Regions from separate parts of the Homo sapiens genome. Here region 2 is linked to region 1. Evidence: read pairs that join two places in POLR2A ChIA-PET (ENCODE). Cell type or tissue: B cell. All regions are shown on one strand. Each heading gives the region's core, and the rest is flanking DNA. Links, peaks and the distances in the headings are about the cores only.

Region 1 (2,928 bases), core at 332-2,831:
ACCTCATAAGCATTATGCTAAGTGAAATAAACTAGACACAAAAGGACAAATATTGTATGATTCCACTTATATGAGGTACCACAAATAGGCAGATTCATAGAGACTGAATCTAAAATAGTGGTTACCAGGGGCTGCGGGTAAGAAGAGAATAAGGAGTTATTGTTTAATGAGTACAGAGTTTTTGTTTGAGATGATGAGCACAGAGTTTTTGAGATGATAAAATGTTCTGGAAATGGATGGTGGTGATGGTTGCACAACATCGAATGCTCTTAGGACTATATAATTATATACTGTAAAGTGGTCAATATAGTAAATTATATTACATATTTTATATCTACATATATTCTGCAGTTAAAATTTTCTTATGGCATTATCAGCCTAAAGCATTGTGAAAAAACATACACTATAAAACCACAACCATTTGGTTGTGTTTTACAATAATAAAGTAGATTTTTATTAGGAGCTTTTAATAACTGATTTTCATTGGAAAGGAACACTCTGTATGAATTTAATGTTTAGCACCTGAAACTTCTGTTTTTTCCTCAAACATGTTTAGCATCAATTCACATGATAAATCACCTATTTTAGTAAATTGAGCAAGTTAATTGACATTAAACAAAATGTATGTGTTTCAGGTTTTTTTTTTTTTGTAACTTTTGTCACCCAGGCTGAATTGCAGTAGTAATCATGGCTCAATGCACCCTCAAAACCCCTGGGCTCAAGTAGCTAAGACTACAGGCACGTGCCACCATGCTCGGCTAATTCTTTTTTTTTTTTTTTTTTTTTAATTTTTGTAGAGACAGAGTCTCACTGTGTTGCCCAGGCTGATCTCGAACTCCTGGCCTCAGATGATCCTCCTGCCTCCACCTCCCAGAATGTTGCGATTACAAGTATGAGCCACCATGCCCAGATGTGTTTTAATTTTCAGTCTTTCAGCTTAGAAATTGGGGAACCACATAGCATTCTTTGTGAACTTTTGCAAACTGTTTTTTATTCTCCACAGGAGAATACATCCTTTCCTATGTAAATACATTTGAAAAGTATTAATTTATAAAAATTTTATATTTATCAAATTTGAAATAAAAACATAGTGAAAAAAGTTTTGGAAATGGATAGTAGTGACGGTTGCACAACATTCTGAATGTACTTAGTGCCACTGAAGTATATTTAAAAATGGTTAAAAAGGGCTGGACATGGTGGCTCACACTTGTAATCCCAGAACTTTGGAGGCTGAGGTGGGTGGATCACCTGAGGTCAGGAGTTTGAGACCAGCCTGGCCAACGTGGTGAAACTCCATCTCTATTAAAAATAGAAAAGAAATTAGCCGGGTGTGGTGCGCATGGCTGTAGTCCCAGCTACTCAGGAGACTGAGGCAGGAGAATTGCTTGAACCCGGGAGGCGGAAGTTGCAGTGAGCTGTGGTCGCGCTTTGCACTCCAGCCTGGTTAACAGAGCAAGACTCCATCTCAAAAACAAAAAACAAACAAAAAATGGTTAAAAGGGCAAATTGTATGTGTATTTTTGCACAGTTAAAAAAAAAAAAAGACGCTGTAGAAGCTAATCTTTGATATGAGCCAGAAAAAGTTTCACTTCTCTTTTTAGCTAAAACTACATACTTTAAAAATGTGCTCCAAATTTTAGTTCATATTGAAATAAACAAACAGAATTGTCAAAAACATTATGTTTTGGAGTTTGCCATGACTGAGAGTTGCAAACTGTTTTCTGACCTGGTTCTTGGTTCCTCCCTAACTGCAGTGTGTAATGCATCTTGAAGACCGGTTGCAGGAGCTATACTTCAAAAGTAAAATGCTGTCTGAATACCTGAGGGGGCAGATGCGTGTTCATGTCAAGGAGCTGGGAGTGGTTCTGGGGTATGTTAATGGTTTCTTTTTTGGCTTTGCTTTCATTGCCCTGTCATCAGGCAAGGAATTTTCCTCAGAATTGCCCTTTTTCCTTTTACGTGTCTTCTCCTATTAGAAGCTGGAGGCTGTTATCATTTAGGTTGCCCTGTACCATGTAATAGCAGGTTCCCTGTCATCCACTAATCTGAAAGGCATTATCCCTTGTGCCATTACATACAGTAGGTTGAGAATATAATCACAGTGAATTAAAATCTGAATTTTTGTCTCAGAAACATAAGTACATACTCATTTATTAAATATGTTGCAAACTCATTATTCCAAGTATCTGCCCTGCCTTCCACATGAGCTGGTTGAGGTAACAGAAGTCTGTAGATGGTAATACGTTATCCATATATTACTCCTTCCCCCCCATTAACTATATATTATATCTGTCTACTCTGCATTATTCTCTGGCAGAAAACAGTTATCAAAAATGCTTACTGAAGGAGGAATGGGAAGTTGGTAGGGGGGGCATAATATAGCCCTATTTCATTATGTTCTGTGGTCACTTTTCTTGTGTTCTCTGGCCACTTTAGGTGGGTTCATATGAATTATTTCTTGAAATGCCATTAAAGAAAGCAAAACAAGCTAGAACTTTTATCTAATTTGGCTTTTATGATGGGAAAAGAAACCAATATCACTGAGAACCTACTGTATGTCAAACCACATGAAAATTTTTTACTAGTGTTATTTCTTCATTCTTACTATCATCCTGCAGTGTGTAGGCAGTGTTATCCAGGTTGGAAACAGATGATTCTGAAGTTAACATGCCAGATGTCACACACTGGTAGGACTAATTAGGGATTTGAATGACTCTATATCTTTTTTACTTTAGACCCTATTTATATTCTGTAGTACCACACTGTTGGTCCAGACTTGATGATTTTGACTTGAGTTATACAGAGAGAATTGTTCTCCAGTATTTGGAAAATCAGTAACAGGATATAACCTTGTTTTTCTGGGGAGTGAGCTGTGTGTTTAATGCCTTTATGTAAAAATATTTAAGACAAGTTTTAAAAAGTAACATA
Region 2 (2,928 bases), core at 246-2,745, 540 kb before region 1:
ATTACCCCAATCTTTTCCAGTATTTAGTATTTTCATACTTTTGAATTTTAGCTAGCTTGGTACATGTTACGGACTAAATGTTTGTGTCCCCCCACCAGATTCATATGTTGAAATCTTTTTTTTTTTTTTTTTTTTTGAGACGGAGTCTCGCTCTGTCGCCCAGGCTGGAGTGCAGTGGCGGGATCTCGGCTCACTGCAAGCTCCGCCTCCCGGGTTCACGCCATTCTCCTGCCTCAGCCTCCCAAGTAGCTGGGACTACAGGCGCCCGCCACTACGCCCGGCTAATTTTTTGTATTTTTAGTAGAGACGGGGTTTCACCGTTTTAGCCGGGATGGTCTCGATCTCCTGACCTCGTGATCCGCCCGCCTCGGCCTCCCAAAGTGCTGGGATTACAGGCGTGAGCCACCGCGCCCGGCCCATATGTTGAAATCTTAACCCCCAATGTGATGATATTAGGATGCGGAGCCCTTGGGAGGTCGTAAGCATGGAGCCCACGTGAGTGGGATTAGTGCCCTTATGAAGAGATCCCAGCCCTCTTTCTGCCATGCGAACACACAGCAAGAAGATGCCTGTCTATGAACCAGGGGGCCCTTACCAGAAACAAACCTACTAGCATCTTGATCTCGGACTTTCCAGTTCCCATAACCATGAGAAATAAATGTTTTTAATTCAATGTATGGTATTTTATTATAGCAGCTCTACCTAAGACAGTACATGTATAGTGTCTATTTGAACATTACTGATAATGTTGAACAACTTTTCATGTTTATTAGTTATTAGGTTTCTTCAAGTGTTCTTATTCATACAAATTTTAAAATATGTACACAAGTTCTTTGTTATATATTTTGCAAATATCTTCTGTGGCTTGTCTTTTCACTATTTTAGTTCTGTCTTTTGATAAACAGGAGCTTTTAATTTTTATGTCAAATCTATCAAGCTTTTTCTTTTTGATTTATGTTTTTTATGTCTTATTTGAGAAATCCTTCTATACCCCAAGATCATGAGGATGTTTCCTGTGTTCTCTTCTGAAAGCTATATAGTCTTTGTCATTTAGGTTTATCTTTATACGTGGTATGAAGTGTAAAGTTCTACTTTTAATTTTTTGCATATTTTATTAGGATAGGATGGGCTTTTTCTGTAGTAATAATCCTTAAATCTCAGGGGCTTAATATATAAAATTGTCTCATGCAAAAAACCACTGGGTCTAGGGCAATTGCTATCTACTGCCGTCTAATCTCCCTCTAGTGGCTTCCATTGGTAGACCCTAACAGGAAGCCAGCTGATAAGGGAATCTGGGAAATGTAGTTTACAGAGTGGCAGCTACAGTAGAACAGTAGAGACTACAAGGATGAGCTTGCAGCTGAGAATAGAAACGTGACTGGCACACTAGGTGGTTTGTTTGTAGGTTTTTTCTTTTCCTGTTTGAGACTTTTTTGGATTCTTGAATTTGTACAATGGTATCCTTAATCAATTGTGGAAAATTAAATGATTTTTTCTTTCAGCATTGTCTGTTTCTTCTGTAACTGATTAAATGTAAGTTGGATCATATCATGATATTATCTCTTAATCTGTCTTTCATATTTTTATATATATGCTATATTTGGGGAGAACTTTATAGCTGTTTTGTACAAAGTTCACTAATTCTGTCTTCTATCAAGTGCATACAGGAGTCTGTTTAAGGACTTTAAAGATGTAATTCTTTGTTTTCTGGCTTATACCATTTCTGTTGAAAAGTCGCTATCTGGTCCTTTGTTGTTCCTTTGAAGGTGATTTTGCCTTCACCTGGCTGCTTTAAAGATTTTTTTCTTTTTGGTTTTCAGTAGTTTTACTATGGTGTACTTAGTATGGGTTTCTTTTTCTTTTCTTGCTTGGCATTTAGCTTCTTGAATTTCTGGGTTGATGTCTGATCAATTTTGGAAATTTCTCAGACATTATATCTTCAACTATTGTTTCTGTCCCATTTTTTCTCTATCTGCTCTGAGACTTCAGTAATCTGAATGTTAGAACTTTTCATAGTGCTCTATATATCTCCAGTTCTTGTGTCTCTCATGCTTTTTTCTTTGTGTTTCAGACTAGATATTTTATACTGATCTGTCTTGCAATTCATTTATTACTTTTGCTGCTAAACCCATCTACTGAGTTCTTAATTTCATTTTTCTTATATTTCTCAGTTCTAAAATATCCATTCATGTCTTTTTTTTTTTTTTTTTTCCTTGAGACGGAGTCTTTCTCTGTCACCCAGGCTCGAGTGCAGTGGCGGGATCTCAGCTCACTGCACCCTCTGTCTCCCAGATTAAAGCAATTTTCCCACCTCAGCCTCCCAAGTAGTTGGGATTAGAGGCACGCACCACCACACCCAGCTAATTTTTGTATTTTTAGTAGAGATGGGGTTTTGTCATGTTGGCCAGGCTGGTCGCAAACTCCTGACCTCAAGTGATCCACCTGCCTCAGCCTCCCAAAATGTTGGGATTACAGGCGTGAGCCACCACGGTTGGCCCATTCATGTCCTTTTAATGGATTTTAACTCTCTGGAGAATCTGTCTTCTGTTTTCTCTGTGTTTTTCTCGGACTGATAAATCAGTTATGTGAATTTTTTTGTCCGATAACGCCATGATTTCGATTTTCTATGGCTCTCTTTCTATTGTCTTTTTCCCTCCTTAGTTTCTGGTCATTTGGTCCACTCTGTTGATATGCCTGGCAATTTTTGATTGAATGTGTATGACAAATTGTAGAGCCTCTGGATGGATAACCTCCTGCACAAAGGGCTCACCCTTTCCTCTACTATGCAGAGTGGGGATCAATCACCTTAATCCAGTAAGGATCTGAGCTGACTTAAAATTAAGACTGGGTGGTAGTTTTCTTAAGACTCTATCTCTGGTTTACCCTTATTTCCCCCCTTATAGGATGTAGTCCTCCAGGATTTTCTAA

What was found. Peaks named below come from ENCODE experiments on the same cell type or tissue, not always from the same donor. Only the 100,000 strongest peaks of a DNase experiment are listed, where the experiment ranks them.
Region 2: POLR2A ChIA-PET joins it to region 1 with 5 read pairs; 1 of 35 experiments calls an interaction of 5 or more read pairs at or near these places.

Annotation. Positions count from the first base shown.
Region 1 is chr5:131,646,032-131,648,959 of GRCh38, reverse strand. It overlaps FNIP1 (folliculin interacting protein 1), which reads left to right. Exons shown (of 18, transcript NM_133372.3): 17 at 1,755-1,870. Among named protein-coding and RNA genes, the nearest start is that of RAPGEF6, 12 kb to the right of the region's middle. In B cell, for the core only: CTCF peaks have their summits at 1,520 and 1,720; DNase peaks (open chromatin) are centred at 699 and 1,779; H3K4me3 peaks cover 1,456 bases; H3K27ac peaks cover 1,705 bases.
Region 2 is chr5:132,188,720-132,191,647 of GRCh38, reverse strand. It overlaps P4HA2 (prolyl 4-hydroxylase subunit alpha 2), which reads left to right. Exons shown (of 15, transcript NM_001017974.2): 15 at 1-1,501. All of the region lies in intron 2 of P4HA2-AS1 (P4HA2 antisense RNA 1), which reads right to left. Among named protein-coding and RNA genes, the nearest start is that of P4HA2-AS1, 5.3 kb to the right of the region's middle. RefSeq lists an enhancer at 1,118-1,412. In B cell, for the core only: CTCF peaks have their summits at 1,063 and 1,267 (motif pointing left); a DNase peak (open chromatin) is centred at 1,267.